2 separate regions of the Homo sapiens genome follow, and region 2 is linked to region 1. Evidence: chromatin loops called from intact Hi-C (ENCODE). Cell type or tissue: chondrocyte. All regions are shown on one strand. Each heading gives the region's core, and the rest is flanking DNA. Links, peaks and the distances in the headings are about the cores only. Region 1 overlaps ARHGEF7 (Rho guanine nucleotide exchange factor 7). Region 2 holds the start of ARHGEF7 (Rho guanine nucleotide exchange factor 7).

Region 1 (8,326 bases), core at 212-8,211:
ACAGGGGGCAGGCAGCTGTTTCAGATCCAGGTATCCAGGTGAAACGTCGCAACATACCTCCATTCTTCAGCAGTCATTACACTGAAGGACATGTGGGCTCTGTAATGTTCTTTCTGCCTATTACTCTCAAGACAGGTTACTTAGAACATGCCAAGAAGTGCTCCATCAGAGCGCAAGATGCATGGGACTGGCTGGAAAAGGGTGTCCTAGAAAAGGCTATATTCCAACTACACACTCTATACTACCACGTTCAGCCTAAAATCACGGCAGCTGAGTGAGGGGTCCGTTCACTGTCAGTAGTGTTACAGGAAGCTGGAAGAGATGGATTTCATCACTATTTTATCATTGTGGGGTTTTTTTCCCTTTTTTAAAAAGCTCTCCTGAAACTGTAGCTTGTTACCTGTCTGGACTCAACATGACACTCTAAGGGAATCTAAATCATTCAGTTGAGAAAAACAAGCCAGTCGTTACAACAACAACAACAAAAGGATATGCCACAGAATCCCATTGCTAAAAAAAATACAAAAATGGATAAAACTCATCTTCACCATCAGACATCAGGACAGCAGATACCTTGGGGAACGCAAGCTCCATCGAGGAGTTGGAGGCTGGTCATGCTCTGCCTCCTCATCTGGGTGCTTACACGGGAATGTTCCATGTATAAAACTTCATCATGCAATACATCACGCTGTATGCACACAATACATGAACTGGTTTTCTATGTACGTTACGTGTCAATAAAATTTAGTAACTGGAGGGGAGTGAAGACAGTTCCCCCACTGCCCTAACCCAAAGGGAGAAGAGACCCCATCCAGGCACACACGACCTGGCCGGGCACAGTCATCTATGCCCACCATGCTCCTTAACGGCCTCTTTCTGATGCCTGGAGCCAAAGCACCACCCATCAGTATCTTGGATATTAATCACCTGATTACTTTATTGTATCCCATGTTCTGAAATTACCCTAACAATCCAAAACCAGGACACTCTGGAGTGCTGCTTCACACCAACAATACCCTCTCCTCCGCTCTCTAAGAGCACCTATAATTTCCTTTACAGAAGGAGAAATGCTTGCCAAAGGACGGAGACACAATTTTTACTCCAACTTTACTATTTCTGAGTGCTGTGATCTTGGGTAAATATCTTCTCTAAGCTTCAGTTTCCTCATGTCAACCAATATAAGATGCCAAAAATTAGACAATGCCTTTATATTCCACCAAATACTGTCAATTACATTATGGCATACCATCAACTGTAAGATACACGTACTTCCAGATGTGTTAAAATGACTTAAAAAGAGAAGTCTTTGAATTGACAAAATATGGTATATGAAAATATTTAACAATGTGTACAATACATTTGGATATAATTTCTTGCATGTCTTGGAAATACACTCGGTGACTGGTCCAAAGCCAAGGTTAGCTGCCAGCATCAGGACTGTGCCAGACGTACAGGTCCCTGGTTTCCAGAAGCAGAAGCAGCACTTTAAGAAATCAAGTCACCTCTCCCAGAAATGAAGGATGATGGGGACAATCACCTCACAAACGCCATCCCCAAACTCTGAGAACAGCATTCAGCACTCAAGGCTGTACCAATCAGCAGCCAGCAGTTGAAGACTAAAAGCACAGCAGTCACCAGGAATTCCAGCGGTGTCGAACAAAGAGTGAAGTATGAACTCATGCCTTATCTATGAGAAAAACCATACCTAAATCTACAACTGGCGCCTACCACATTCTTCACCACCGAGGCCCATCACAGAGCCGAACTGGATAAAGAGCTCGATTTAGTTCAGCCTCTGGAAGTGGGTAAGAACTCTCCCCTGACTGTTCTTTCCTTGGAATGGTGGAGGGGCACCGCAGACAAGTGAAAACCTCCACTGCAGTGCAAAGCAGTAAACGCAACATCAAACTGTTCAAGCCTGCCTATATCCCAAGACAGGAAATCTGTCCCGAGGCAGGGGGCTGACGGTTTCACAGATGAAAAACAAGCTTATAAAAACAACCAGCAACTGCAGTGGTGGCTGGAGGACACATTCTTACACTGAAAGGGAGGCAGGTAATGAAGGAGCAACACAAGAGCAAAGGGGCATAAACAACACCAGCCCCTCAGAACACAGATCCTCGCCTGGGGGATGGAAGCGTCTTACGCAATCTCAAAGCTTAGGTTTAATATGATCTCAAAACTGACATTCAAGAAACTGCAAGTTGCCTTTTAGCTTAACTTTTTATCATGGAAATGTTCAAATGCACACAAAAGGAGAGAGTGACAGGTGGCCCTCCATGCATCCACTGCCCAGCTTCAAAGGAATGTTAGGCCATTCTTGTTTCAAGATAAGTTCTTAATTTTTAATCCAAGAAAACTACTACAAAGTGCTATCGATAAACTACACAGAAAAACCTAAGGGTAAAGAAACATTCATTCTTACCTAGCATGGCTGAGAGAGGTCTTGCACATTCCATCAAAGAGAAAGCAGCTCTCTAGCACCCAATCAAAACATCAGCCCAAAAAGACTTCACACAGGTCAGAGAGCGCAAGTCTATTTCTAGTATAACGAAATTTCAGCAGCTAATGAAAAATTAATCCAATACTTACTATGATCTCAGTAACATTACCAACAAACATTACATTTAACTTTATTTTACTTAAAATTATACATTTGTAATCTAGTCCTCTACTCAAAAAGAAAAAAAAATCAGATGAAAATTGCCACCAGTGAACGGGTGAGACAGCAAATCACAGCTTTACCCAAGGCGAGCTGATTTCTCTTATGTTTTCCTCATGTGTTTTACAGAGCTCATTTCAAGTGTGTTTAAAGTGGTTTGTTTAGTCCTCTTTAACTTGGAATCCTAATGCTCCCAATGGTAGTCCACAGAATTCTTCCAGAACAGGCTCCTGCAAAGCAGGAAACAGCAACAGCCAGGCCTCTCGGGGCTGCTGTGAGGACTGCAGCACTCAGGCCATGCAGCCCACCGCCCACCACGCCTGAAGCAGTCAGACCCCTCGGGGATCCTCTAAGAGGAGACACAGCAATGATAGCGAGCTTGAGTTCAAAAAGTTCAGAAACATAAAAATCACATTCCTCGCATATCTTTCCATTTTTCACACATGCTTCATAAACCACTGTAATTTATTTCCCTCTACAAATCACGACTCTATCTAAATTAACTTTTATTTCTTGAGGACCACCATCAGCTTACTTAGCAATACTCCCCCATGTTAAGGCAGAGGAAAATCCATGGACCCTTCATGACTCTAGAATAGGGTTCTCTCTAGACTCACGTTACAAGATCACTATGTTTCTAACAAAGTATGTACTGTCGCGAGAAAGCAGTGGTATCCCCAGCAGCCAATCGAAGTCACTGCCCGCCAGCTGCAGCTCAGAGAAGGGTGCAGGACTGCAGAGTGGCAGCCCTGGCTCTGCCCCAACACTCTACAGGCAGCCCTGTTTAACCCTGCTTGAGTTTCTCATTTTCAACTTCACTATTACATTCCATGGGCTTTACTCACAGCCTGTATCCTGAGCATTTTTAAACGAGTATTTTTTCACTCTCCACGACAACTGTTCGATCATCTAAGTTTCTTTCTCTGCGTCCCAATCAGTCATTCTAAGGGATTCCCTCCCCTGTAAACTAAATCCTGACTTAGTAAAGCACACTAAGCCATGCTTTCATGAAGAGAAGAAAGGCCAGATTCTTTAGTTTTAACCATCTCTTCTTTACGGAGCTGAGTACTTTTCCATACATATTTCTTATTCTCAATATTTCTGTACATGTGCATAGCTGATAATGCCATGCAAATGACAAGGGGTGTGTTTTTTTAAAGCAGCATCACTCCAGATATCGAGTCATGAGTCTTGCAATACAACCTAAAAACAAATGAGTTTCTCAAAAGCAATCATTAAGCATAATATCTGGATCATCTGGTAATGAGCAAATGCCAAACCAGATTACAGGCACAACGGAGGCGAAGTCCAGCTACCTTTGCCCTGTTTAACACCATTAATGGAGGCATACGTATCTTCTCAGATATATCCATACACACTCATATCCTTCCCAAACATATTTAAGTAACAAAATCTCTCAAACTTACCAAACTCCGATACTGGCCCTGGAACAGTTTTGAAGTCCGAGTGTGCAAAGACTGTGATCCAAGGGAGTCAAAAGACTTTATGCGGTGAGACGAGGGCCGGGCACACACGGAGTCACTCCCCAGCCCGATGTCTGCAAAGAGCATGCACACAGAAAAAGAGAGCTGAGAGCGCCTGATACCACGCACCCACACTACACACTAGACTTTAAAACTAGGGCAGCACAGAGGGACACACCAAAAGACCACAACAAAGCAGCCCATTTATGCAGAAAACAAAGAACAAATTATTTGCTACATAAATGACTTGCATTCATTCCCCAACTACCTTTCCAGAAATTATCTGGAGATAACTATTAATCAGTTCTTCTCTAATATAATTTTCAAAAGTTTGTGAAATGTATTATAACTTTTAAAGATTTTCCCTTCACCTGGAAAAAAAAGCCTCTCAAATTTGATTATGGAGCGGAGAACAACCAAGTACTGATTCTCCAAAGCATCACCACCACATGCCCACTTTTCCAGGACGATGTGTCATGCAATAAGCAACAGAAGGAAAAGACTCTTATTTAAAAGAGAAAATCCAGTGTATTTTTCAGCCAGAGAGAACCTTGTGAGGATTATTTCCCCAACACTAAGGCAGCACAGGCTCTACTCACCTCATGAAGTTGCTGACAGAATCAAAGTAAACAGACAGTAAGAGGCTTAGTTCTGTTCTCTGGATCTCCCTTCATAAGACACTCCACACAGGCCATCCAACAAATAAATAATAGCAATTTATTCTTAAAAGTGACTCAATTAAAAAAAAGAGAGAATGAGGCTGTGAAAAACTTTGCTGGGAAAATCGCTGTTCTGAGAGGCACGTGCCCGGCCATGTCCTAAACTCCAGGGAGGCTTCCATGAAAGCAACCCTAAGTCTCCAGGTCCCAGCTTCCTCCCAGGTGTTTGGATTGGCTTGCACGTATCTTATAAAATTCTGAATTAAACGGTCAACATCGAAAAGTCTGAAGGTATCACCAAAAACCCAGATTCCCCACTGCTCTTGACACATTTAGGATGTGGCCACACCAGGTCTATATCCCATCAGGTAAAGCTGGCTCAGAGCTGGGCAGGGGCTGTCCTGAGAGGACCCAGCACCCATGCCCTTCCATCCAGCTCCTCCCTTCACGCCACCTGCCTGACCCCACAGATGGGGGCTTGCTACTCCAACGATCTTAAATTCTTCTCAGGTCACCCCCTCACCCTACACTTCCCAGGACCTGCTGAGGGCAGGTTACGAGTAATCTCTATAGAGCACATTCTGCTTGAGAACACAGGGGTCTCAGGCAACCCGCAGCACAAAACCAGCTAAAAGGGCATTTCCAGCAAATTCTACAGGGCTCCCGGCCATGGTCTGCAGTGCTCTGCTGGCCACAGCCTTCCAGGAAATTCTCATACAAGGAGGGCCATCCTGAAGACATTCTGTACTTCCCCATCACCAAGCTTTCTTCTATCCAATTAAAAGGCCAGTTACAGTCAACTAAATGCCTTGAGAACACATATGATTTTAAGAGACAGAAGCAGAAAGACAATGACAATTTTCCCAAGAATGTCCACAGTAACTGTGGCTGCTGCAGTTGTCTTACTGTTTGCCAATCAAGGAAAGCTGAAATCTAGAAAGAAACGAGGCCAGGCGCAGTGGCTCATGCCTGTAATCCTAACACTTAGGGAGGCAGAGGCTGGTGGATCACCTGAGGCTGGGAGTTCCAGACCAGCCTGACCAACATGGAGAAACCCCGCCTCTACTAAAAATACAAAATTAGCCGGGTGTGGTGCCACGTGTCTGTAATCCCAGCTACTCGGGAGGCCGAGGCAGGAGAATCGCTTGAATCCAGGAGGCGGAGGTTGCGGTGAGCCAAGATCATGCCATTGCACTCCAGCCTGGGCAACAAGAACGAAACTCTGTCTCAAAAAGAAAACGTACGGGTATTGCCTTCCCACTGACTTCAAAAACAAAAACAAAGGGCAAACAGAAAAGCAAAGCATTCCTTCCATCTAGGAGGGGTCATTCCTATAGTTTAAAAGCTTAAAAGTACCAAGTTTATGTGGTAACTTCCAAATTTGTCTTTGTAAAGAACAAAGCTATCTATTTTACATCCAACACATAGCCAATGATACCAAGAACATATACAAAATACATTTCCATAAGGTAGAGGTAAAAACTAATAGCCTGAGAGCTACTGGATTCTGACTTCTCTTATTTACTTGTAAATCCTACCGTCTCAAACCTAGATGGTTGACAATCCCAAGACTGAGTGTACAAATTAAAGCCATGTTCTAAAGCCACTTCGTCCTAATTAGCACCCCCACTTACAGCAAAAGCAGAGAAAACATCTACAATGAAATTCAAAGTTACTATCTTCTGCTCCTGTGAGCAACCTCTAAAAAAGTATTCAATGGGAGCAGAGTCAAATTAAGGATTACTTGTAGATTTTACATATCTGTGCTATTGCCCCATCTGCCACAGAGATCTACGTTAATTATAAGGCACATCATTTAGGACAGGCATGGTGGCATAAGCCTGTAATCTCAGCACTTCGGGAGGCCAAGGCAGGCAGATAGCTTGAGCTCAGGAGTTTAAGACAAGCCTGGGCAGCACAGCGAAACCCCATCTCTACAAATATGCAAAAATTAGCCAGGCACAGAGGCACACACCTGCAGACCCAGCTGCTGAGGAGGCCGAGGTGGGAGGACTGCCTGAGCCCAGGAGGCTGAGGCTTCAGTGAGCTGAGATCACACCACTGTGTTCCAGCGTGGACGACAGAGCAAGACCCTGCCTCCATAAAAAATAATTCAAAACTCTGAGGCATGGATGAATATGAGTTTGCAGGCAGATTCCCCCATGTGGTCAGGACACATGAATATGCCACTTCTGTACATCACCTGTTGCAGTATTTCTTGTATTAAATTCCAGTGATCCACTCTAAATGTATGTCCTTTTCAATGTCATCCATAACTTTAGATAAGTGATTTTCTTTTTTTTTCTTTTTCTTTTTTTTTTTTTTTAGATGGAGTCTCGCTCTGTCGCCCAGGCTGGAGTGCAGTGGCGCGATCTCGGCTCACTGCAAGCTCCGCCTCCCGGGTTCACGCCATTCTCCTGCCTCAGCCTCCCGAGTAGCTGGGACTACAGGTGCCCGCCACCACGCCTGGCTAATTTTTTTGTATTTTTAGTTGAGACGGGGTTTCACCGTGTTAGCCAGGATGGTCTCGATCTCCTGACCTCGTGATCCGCCCGCCTCGGCCTCCCAAAGTGCTGGGATTACAGGCATGAGCCACCACACCCGGCTGTGATTTTCTTATTGTTTGTTCATATTAAAAGGATCATTTTTAGATTGTAGAGACAGAGAAGGCATTAAATAATGTGACAATTTTCATTAGTTACATCCATCTTCATAATCCTGCCATTTAAATTTTTGTTTCCTCGATGCTTTCATCTGAACAGTCCTTTAAACCTCAGAAGTCAAGCTGTGAACACGCAGCCACAGCCACACCTCTGCCTGGGGTCTGCCCCTGCTCCCAGGGATGGGGGCCAGTGCCTCTCGCCGGGGCATCAGCATCAGCAGCAGCAGCATCAGCTTCCAGACAGCAGTCAGAGCACACATGCGCTGGGAGGCAGCACCAAGGACAGTCCCTGCACCACCGATGAAGCCTCCGGGAGCCAGGAACTGCAGCCCCAAAGCATGCATAACCCCCGTCTCTCCTCAATGTGCAGTGAGGCAAGTACACCCCCCCCTCTGAAGGGCCAGACGAAGCTGAGAAGCGACCCCGACAAAATCAACTCAGGAGGTTTCTGTTTGAAAAGGACACGGCACTTTCCCCCACAAACCTGATATTTAACATCCGTGAAGGTAAATAGGAAAAAAAAATTACTCTAATAAGACCAAAAAAGCAACTAAAAAGTTCCTTCCTTTTGAGCCACACAGAAATCCAAGAAAGAGCTCCTCAGGGCTCATGGAGCATTTCCTCCGGGGACCTTGGCATCATGGACAACATGCACCTTCCCTCAGAGGACCTGTCTGAACAACTCCTGTCTTCGCTGTGGCCCATGAGAGGGGCACACCATGTCCCCAAAACCTCCTCTCCACTTCAGTACTAATGGGGGCTAGGACCACACACACCATGTACCTGGGTGCCACAGCCCTCAGGAGCCCTGGACAGGTAGTGTGGACTTTACAGGCCAATCCACGAGCCACTCCCTTAT
Region 2 (8,326 bases), core at 191-8,190, 91 kb after region 1:
ACAGGCCTTGGAGCCATTTGCTTAGACTACAGTGTGAACGGTTCTCCCAAGACCGGGCAGTACACAGCTTACACAACCACATGCAGGTGCCCTCAGTGAAGCCATCTGCAAAAGGAGGCGTCTGGGCTGGATGACTCTACATTCCTTCATCCTGAGAACTCACAAATACTTTATACCCAAGATCCTAGCATTTCTCTTCTGACCTGCCTGAAGAGGTGGTATGGCTGGCATCCATGCGTGCGCTTCCATGCGTGTGATTGGGTCACTAGCACGCACACAATAGGAACCTGGTAAAAGGGATGATTAAATGAATTCACATACATGTGTTTGAAATACACTGTGCACACATTCCATTTCAGTTCCCCTCACCGCCTCGCCTTGAGACCCCAGCAGACATGACACCATCCTGCAAAAACAGAGTTGAGAACTGCCAGCCTGGTGCATCAAACCTTAAAAATTCAAAGCTAAAGTTAGAAATATAAAAACATCAAGAGATTAATTCTCCTACCCTAACTTGACAGAACTGATAAAGGAGGGAGAAGTCAGAAGCTGTACCCGGGAAGCAGTCGGACCGGGGCGGCCCCAAAGCCCTCTCTCTGCAGACACCAGGTGGGGCAGGCTGGCCCTCACTTCCCATCTCTGACTCCCGGCCCTGCTGATGCATGAAACTTTATATAAGCGAAACCTGAGTCCACCCGCTCAGCCCTCCCGCTCCCCAACCAGCAGCTGTGTGCACTCAGCAGCTGCGCCCAGATCTGGCGCTGACCAGAGGGCCCTGGAAGCCACGTTCAGCAGGCCCACCAACCCAGACAATGGTGGTCTGTCCAGAGTGGGATGCAGAGGCTGCCAGCCCCCGAAAGTTGCAAGAGTCTGCCCTGTTGTGAGAATTAACCCGTGTTCCTGGATTTGGATGGCTCTGAGGTTCAAATCTTGGCTTACAGTCTTCTGGACACGATGGGGAAGGTTTTCAGTGTCAATCAACAAAACAGTAACTACTGCGTACTGAGGAATGACTTTGTGCCCAGCACATCTACTCATTTACCCTGGTAATGACCTCACTGCCCCCACCAGTGGATATCATTCATCTCATTTTTAGGAGGAAGAAACTAGGACTCCGAGAGGTTAGACAGGTGCCGGAAGTCACAGAGCAAATGGCTGCGGGAACAAAGCCAGGTGTGCCTGACTCTGAAGCACGCAGAGGACCGGGTCTCCCAGTGTCTCCAGGCAGGGACCCGTGGGTTCGGGGGATGCCAGTCCTCCCATCTCCCAGCGATGCACGTGGTAGAGTTGCGTGCCCAAAGGGATGATGTGCCTCTGCCACCTCCCTCGTGCAGTGAGAGACGCGTGGGCGTCAAGCCTACACAAGACTCCAATCCAAACGGCTAAAATCCACCCTACACAAGAACAAACGGCTCTGCCCCCACTCACCTCACAGCCCCCATCGCCTCCACTCTTTACATTTTAGAGTGATCAGTGGCCTCTAAAGGGAGAGAGATGTTCGTGTGTACATAGTACTTGAATTTTAAAAGTGTGTGTGGTGTAGATGCACACAGTTTGAAATCTTGGACTAAGTGGAAATCTGGTAAGCCCTACAGAGTAGGGAAGCCCAGAAACTACAGTGAGTTATTGGATGGTACAGGAACACGGAACACACGTTCTGCGGCCGGGGAGAAAGGCCCAGACACAGACTTCTGCAGGAGCTTCTGCAGGTTCCCCCAGGGCAAGGGGCCCTACCCTGGGTGCCTTTGGGGTCTGTCTACTGAAGGGCAGAGCTGCTTCCAGATGTCCCGAGAAGTGAGACACCTGCAGTGGCTCCAGGCACTCCTGAGGGCTCCCACTCTGCCCCTGTGGCCGGTGACCTGAGCCAGCCCCTCCAGTCCTCACTTTTGTCCCCCCTGGGTGCTCAGTTACACTGCTGCCTCCGTCTCCTTTCCTGATCTGGTTTGTAAATTTCTGAAGGCAGTGGTTGCGAATCTTCCCCTAAGTTCAGTATAGGTGGCAGAATCAGTCTTGTTTTCCATGAGAAAGCTCACAGTCTTGAGCTGGAATCTTCCGCCTCCGAGTGCAGCCAGATGACCTGGGGCAAAGCTAACTGCCAGACCTCAGGGTCCTCATCTGCAGTATGGGTATTGCGAGGGACAGCGCCTGCAAACGAGAGGAGCATGCTGCCTGCCATGCTGGGCAGACATCTTATTCTCTTTTAAGATGTATAGAAAGGCAGGCAGTGCCTAAAGAAAGGAGGCGAGCAGGCAGATTCTGGAGTGACTTCTATTAATAGAATGAGGGCCGGGTCCTGAGATGGCATCCTTTGGACTGGGCTTGGAGAGTTCACAGAGCAGCTGCCCCTGAGAAAATGGAATGCCACATGTGCCAGCACTCCTTCCCCCACTCCCTCAACCCCCGTCAGACGTGTCTGTGTGTGCGTGTGTGCGTGTCTATGTACACGCATGTGTCTGTGTGTGTGTGTATTTACATGCATGTGTTTACGTATGTGCATGTTTGTGCAGGCATGCATGCGTGTGTGCATAAGTTCGTGTGTGCACATGCATGTGCAAGTGTGCATGTATGCGTGTGTGTATGCTTGTGTGTGTGCTCTCCTGTGTCTGTGTGATGCCAACATAAACACTAGTTTCTAGTCTGGTTCTCAGGAAATCTCTTCAGGCACTCCTGATTTAAATTGAATTTCAGTTTGTTTGCTTTCTTTTTAGTGAGCCAGCAAATGCAGTTCCAGCTACCTTCTTCCCTAGGCCTGAAACCCAAACAAGAATCACACTGGTTCAGGGTTGAGACAGGACTATAAAGTCACATGCTTCAAAAGGAAATGTTTATTATTGCAAAATTCACTATTCTGGAACCATATTCAGGGTAGTTTAGTTAGAAGCAACTTGATATAACCAGTTATTCAGTTTGCAGGGTTTAAAGAAGTCTCCTTAAAAACACAGTCTGGAGATACCATATTATAACTTCTCTATAAGTGACTTAGCCAATCAACAAGTCTTTATGACGGCTACAGGTCACGGGCCTGAGTGAGAACCTTACCCTACCACCACATGTGATCACTCATCACGTTCTTTTTAGGGCCAAAGGACCTAAGAAAAGGCACATTTCTAGCAGGTGAGCACTTCTGCTTCTCCTCACCCCAGCCCCTAACCAACCCCAGAATCCTGACACTGAGCAGAAAGTGAGTCTCCAGTTTACCTAGAAAAAAGTATTTCCTTTTTTCCTATGCAACATCAGATTTGCTGATTTTCTGCAAGCCTGTGGAAAATCACCTAGGGCTGCCAGGTTACAGTTTGGGAAATGCAAACCATATTCTTACCCACACGTCAGCAAAGTCTTGGGTCTGACCTGCTCAAATGCTGGTCTTTTTAGCTCCTTGATTCTTTTGCTCCTTCTCATCCATATCTGACATTACGACTCTTGACTTCCTTCTGCCTCATGCTGTTCTTGTCTTTCGAGTTACATTTTCTGTACTGGAACCCCCAAGACTCTATTATTTAGGTTTTGCAATCTCCCCTAGCACCTGGCATTGTGCAATCAGATCAATAGCTAATAAACTGATCTGGTTCAAATGTAGAAACAACCTGTCATGAGCTGAACTGTGCTCCTCCAGCATTCGTATTTTGAAGTCCTAACCCCCAGTATCTCAGGATGGGGCCTTATTCAGAAATGAAGTTAATGCAGATGTAATCGGTTAAGATGAGGCCATACTGGGGTAGGGTGCCCCTAATGCAATTCCACTGATGTCCTGCTAAAAAGGAGGAATTTGGACACAGAGAAGAAACCACAGCACGGACATCATGTGAAGATTGGACTTGTGTTGCCACAAGCCAGGAACTACCAGAAGCCTGAGAGTGGCCTGGGACAGACCCCTCCTTGGAGCCTTCTGAGGGCACGAGGCCCTGCAGGTACCTTAATCCCAGACTTTGGGCCTCCAGAGCTGAGAGACAAATGCCTCCACATCCAGCACTAAGACCCGAGGCAGCGTCTGATTTTCAATTACATTCCACAAACACCTAGCCAGGGTTCTCGGGAGCACATCACATGGATTACACAGGAAGGTTCTCTGTGTTCTGTTCTCCTGGGACACACAGAGAAAGAACCAAGTTCCTTGAGTTTTTTATAGTGAGTTAAGAGACTTCATTTGTTGCATTCACAAGTGAAATTAAAAGAGCATTTCATGATTTCCATGATTTTAATGTGTTGTATTAGTCTTATAGAAATTTTCCATCCTCTACAATTCATGTATCTTGATTTCACCTCCTTTGACTAAATACCCTAGGGATGTTTAAAGTGAATTTGTGAGAAAAGGGCTTCCAGGGCTCCCTAGACGTCATGACCTCTGCTCACGGGAGGAGTGTGGGAAGCCGAAGACATGGGCAGCCCAGCCAAACATCCTGACCCCTCCTGGAGAAAACCAAAGTGCAGGATCTCCAGATACAGAGAAGGCGAAAACTTTTTAATCCCATTTTCCTCTCCCCTACAGCAGAAAACATCTGTCCAGTATAATGAAAAGTGTCTCTTTTCTGAACTGTTCATGTAAAGTTTATAATTCCATCTTCTCACTGTCTAACCTTCCACCTTAAAAGCAAAGCGGGAACCTGGGTGGAAAGTTTCCTTTAAATGAGCAGAAGAATCTGACACGCCGTGAACGTCCTCTCTGCTCCCTCCACCCTCTTCCTAACTCTGAAACAGAACAAATGAGCGTAATGGAAGAAACACATTAGGGCATGGTTTCTTAATAAAAGACATATGGGAAGCCCGAGGCACCCAGCCACGTTTTAGTTCTGCCCTCATCCCCAGCCTCATGGCCCATGCCAGGTTGTGAGCCTGCAGAGGCGAAGGCTGCAGGCCACTTGCCCTCCGCTCACTGGCTGTCAGGGCACTCCTGCAGCAGAGGTCAAGCGAAGCCCCTGTCATGTCCACATGAACATTCAGTTAAGTTTCCAAATGCTTCTTTTTAAGGAAAAAACATCCTCAGACTCACATTCCCACATTTAAGTAAAAGTTATTCAGCATGTGTGCTTTGTGGCATAGATTATCTGGTAAGCATGAAAACACCAAAAACCCAGATAACTGGCTGGGCGTGGTGGCTCACGCCTGTAATCCCAGCACTTTGGGAGGCCTAGATGGGACAATCCCTTGAGGCCCGGAGTTCAAGACCAGCCTGGCCAACATAGCAAGAACCCATCTCGAAGGAAGGAAGGAAGGAGAAAGAAAGAGAGAGAGAGACAGAGAGAGAGAGAGAAAGAAAGAAAGAGAAAAAGAAAAGAAAGAAAGAAACCCAGATAACTCTGCCTAGCAAATGGAAAAAGCTCACAAAACTTCTGAAACACAGGGATCTCAGAGGCAGAAAACGGCTAATATTTTACTCCAAAAACCTACCTTTGAACTCCAGAGAACCAGTAACTGTGTCTACAATACGCTGCCTTCACATTAAACTTTCATTGTGACAGAGTCAGTTTAACACAAACCAACTGGAGCTCAGGGGGAATCAAAAACAGCTCTGACCTAAGAAATTTCCAGATGACTGTAGTTTTAGAATATGTTGAGTTGTTTCAACTTGGCTTCTGCAAGCTCAACATTTTATTCGTTCTTCTCTTTGTTGTTTTAGAGATGAAATGAACGCTACGGTTTTCTAGGAAAATCTTTCTATAATTTAAAAGAAAATGATTATTGAAGTCGGCCAATCAATATTAATACAGTTAATATGCCAAACAACATATTCTTTGATGGCGACATGTTTTTATCAATACAGCATATGACACTTCTTAAAGCTTTGCTCTTAGGGATGGAACAGAATTTTATTTAAGCCTATTTTGGTGAACTTTGCATGCATTTCAACACTTTTCAACATCTGTCTTTCATTACCAGAGGTACCAGTATCCAAACAGCAAAGTATTTTGAATGCCTTGAAAGTCAGCTCCTGCTCCTCAGTCCTCCTGTCTTAAATCATAATTTCACTGTGACATCAGGTTCATTTTTAAGGAACATTTTTATTTCATGGACAGGCAGGCAGCCATTCACTCTAATATGCAGATTCTGTTTTCATAAAGATGTTCCAAGTAAGAAAAATAGCTAAAAGTGGAATGCAAGCCAAATTCATATTAAATAAAATGTTTTCTGACCTCATTTAAAATGTAGCAAGAGAATATGTACATGTGAATGAAAAAAATTAAACATTTTACTTTTTCAAGTCACTTACGTGGCATTTTATTTACAAGTTGTTGTCATCCTGTATGGGGGCCAATACACCCCACTTAAAAACTGAAATCCTTCTTCCTAATTATGGTACACTTCAATTTCTATATTTAACACCTTTTAAATAACTGTTGATCTTAACGCTATATATTGGCCACCCCCACCCCCACCCCACCCCCCGAAGAAACACCCTGGGAATAAGATTTTAGTATTTTGAGCTACAGGGAGACATCGTTTTTAGAAACTCTCCTGCCTCCTCGGCCCTGCTGGCCGGCTTGTGGGCGATGAAAACAAACTTTAATCACTTCCAGAGATTCGGGTCAGGGTTCACACGCTCCAGCCTGGGAACCACCAGCCGGAAGGGAGAAGCAGTGCCTGCAGGACTAAAGGTTCTGTTCAGAACGAGGGAGGGACCTGAGAACGAAATCTAGAATTTTAACAAGCCTTGAAGAGTGCCAGGACTTAGACCCTGTGTCTGCCGTCCTCTCGGCTCGGATAGGTGGGGAATTTTCTCGAGGGGAAAGTAGTAGATCGTTTCACAGCGCAGCCCTCAGCTACAGATGCGTGCCTCTTTAAAAATACAGAGCAACCGGTCAATTAACCTGGGAGGCGAAACTCACGCAACGCCACCGGCAAGAACTGTCCACACAAAGCCAGCGGAGTGAGCCGCACCGCGTCGGAACGCGGTTTCCGATGCGGCTGCTGCCAGGGAGCGGGGCCGGCCCCCCACGCGGAGGGGCAACTTAGCGTTCGGGCGGCGCAGAAGCCCCGTCTCCTCGCTGCGGTGCACTCTCCTTCCCGGGGACCCCCGCCGCCCGCGCCGCCCCTCCCCCCGACCCCGCTCCCCGGCCCCCTCCCCCTGCCCCGCACACAATGGCGCCCCCCGAGCTCCCGCCACGGTCCTGGCGCCGGCCGCGCCGCCGCTCCGCGCACAAAGGAGGGCGCACGGGTTTCCCGAGCGCGGCCGGCCTCAGGTGCTCCGCGCGCATCCCGGGCCGCAGCGGGCCGGACCGGGGGGCGCGGGCGGGGGCGCGGGCCGGGACTTACTTTCTCGATGGTCCCGGGGAGCAGGCGCTCCAGCAGCCTGCAGAGGACCACCCCATCCTTCAGCGACGCCTGCAGAAAGCCCTCCGGGTCCGAGATGGTTTTTTTGGGCGACTCCAGCACCCCCAGAGTGATGAGCCACGTAACGGTTTGCTCGGCGGAATTCATCGCTGCGGCCCGGGAGGCAGGCGGGGAGGGGCGCGCGCCTTCACCTCGGAGCGGCGGCCCGGCCCGCGGCCCCCGCCGCCGCCGCCGCCGCCTCGCCCATCGAGCGGCCGGCGCCGGCGATTGGCTCGGCGCGGCCCAGCAGGTCCGGCCCGGCCCGCTTCTCCGTGCGCCCCGGCCCGCTGTCAGGCGCCTTCTCAGGAGCGGCTCGGGAACCTGCGGGCGCCCGCCGCCGCCCCCCGGCCTCGGCCGCCGTCGCCCAATGACATCACCGCCAGGAGAAGAAAGACGCGGCCGTCCGCCCGGCCCGCGCCCGGCCCGCGCCGCCCCGCGCCCTGCGCAGCCTCCGCTCCAGGCCGTGCGCGGGGCGGCGGCGGCGGCTGGGAGCGGGCGGGGAAGGGAAAGGGGAAGGGGAGCGGGGAGCGGATGGGGAGGGAGCCGGGGGTGGGGGCGGGCGCGCACCTGCGCTTACCTGCCCCGGGCCCGCCGTGCGCCCCGCGCCCCTGGCCGGGGCACTCGGAAGCCTTTGTTTATGTTTTGAATTCGTGAGCGTTGAAATGATGAAGTACTTCCCAGAATGCTCTTTTTATTTTTGCCGGTTTTATTTCAAGGTGGCGGGGACAGGCTGAAAACGAGACGTTTGTTTCGCTTTGCTACCTTGCAAGCCGGTCATGACGGAACAGAAATGATGGTTCCATCTGAAGCCATATGGGTCTGAATCGGGAGGAACCGACTCTCCGGAGCGCGGCGCCGACCTCACCGGCAGGGCAGGGGCCTGCGCGACTCTGCTCTAGACGGACGGTGACGCTTCAGACCCTGCCGGGGGAAGGTCAAGGAAACGGCGTGGCCTGAAGTGGGGCTGTGCAGAGGGCCGGGCCGGGCCGGGCCGGGCGCCTGGCTGCGTCTCGGGGACGCC

Evidence for each region. Peaks named below come from ENCODE experiments on the same cell type or tissue, not always from the same donor. Only the 100,000 strongest peaks of a DNase experiment are listed, where the experiment ranks them.
Region 2: it touches region 1 in a loop (3-fold over the local background); 13 of 110 quality-filtered maps call a loop at or near these places.

Annotation. Positions count from the first base shown.
Region 1 is chr13:111,205,766-111,214,091 of GRCh38, reverse strand. It overlaps ARHGEF7 (Rho guanine nucleotide exchange factor 7), which reads right to left. Exons shown (of 22, transcript NM_001354046.2): 4 at 4,090-4,220. Among named protein-coding and RNA genes, the nearest start is that of ARHGEF7-AS1, 61 kb to the right of the region's middle. RefSeq lists enhancers at 1-223, 1,877-2,404, 7,227-7,726, 7,727-8,228. In chondrocyte, for the core only: no CTCF peak of the experiment used is centred there; DNase peaks (open chromatin) are centred at 3,380 and 7,685.
Region 2 is chr13:111,114,614-111,122,939 of GRCh38, reverse strand. ARHGEF7 (Rho guanine nucleotide exchange factor 7) reads right to left here and starts at 7,630. Exons shown (of 22, transcript NM_001354046.2): 1 at 7,249-7,630. The coding sequence starts at 7,413. It overlaps ARHGEF7-AS2 (ARHGEF7 antisense RNA 2), which reads left to right and starts at 7,262. Exons shown (of 2, transcript NR_046667.1): 1 at 7,262-7,393; 2 at 8,022-8,326. RefSeq lists silencers at 2,299-2,437, 7,668-7,757. In chondrocyte, for the core only: CTCF peaks have their summits at 4,421 (motif pointing left) and 6,454; no DNase peak of the experiment used is centred there.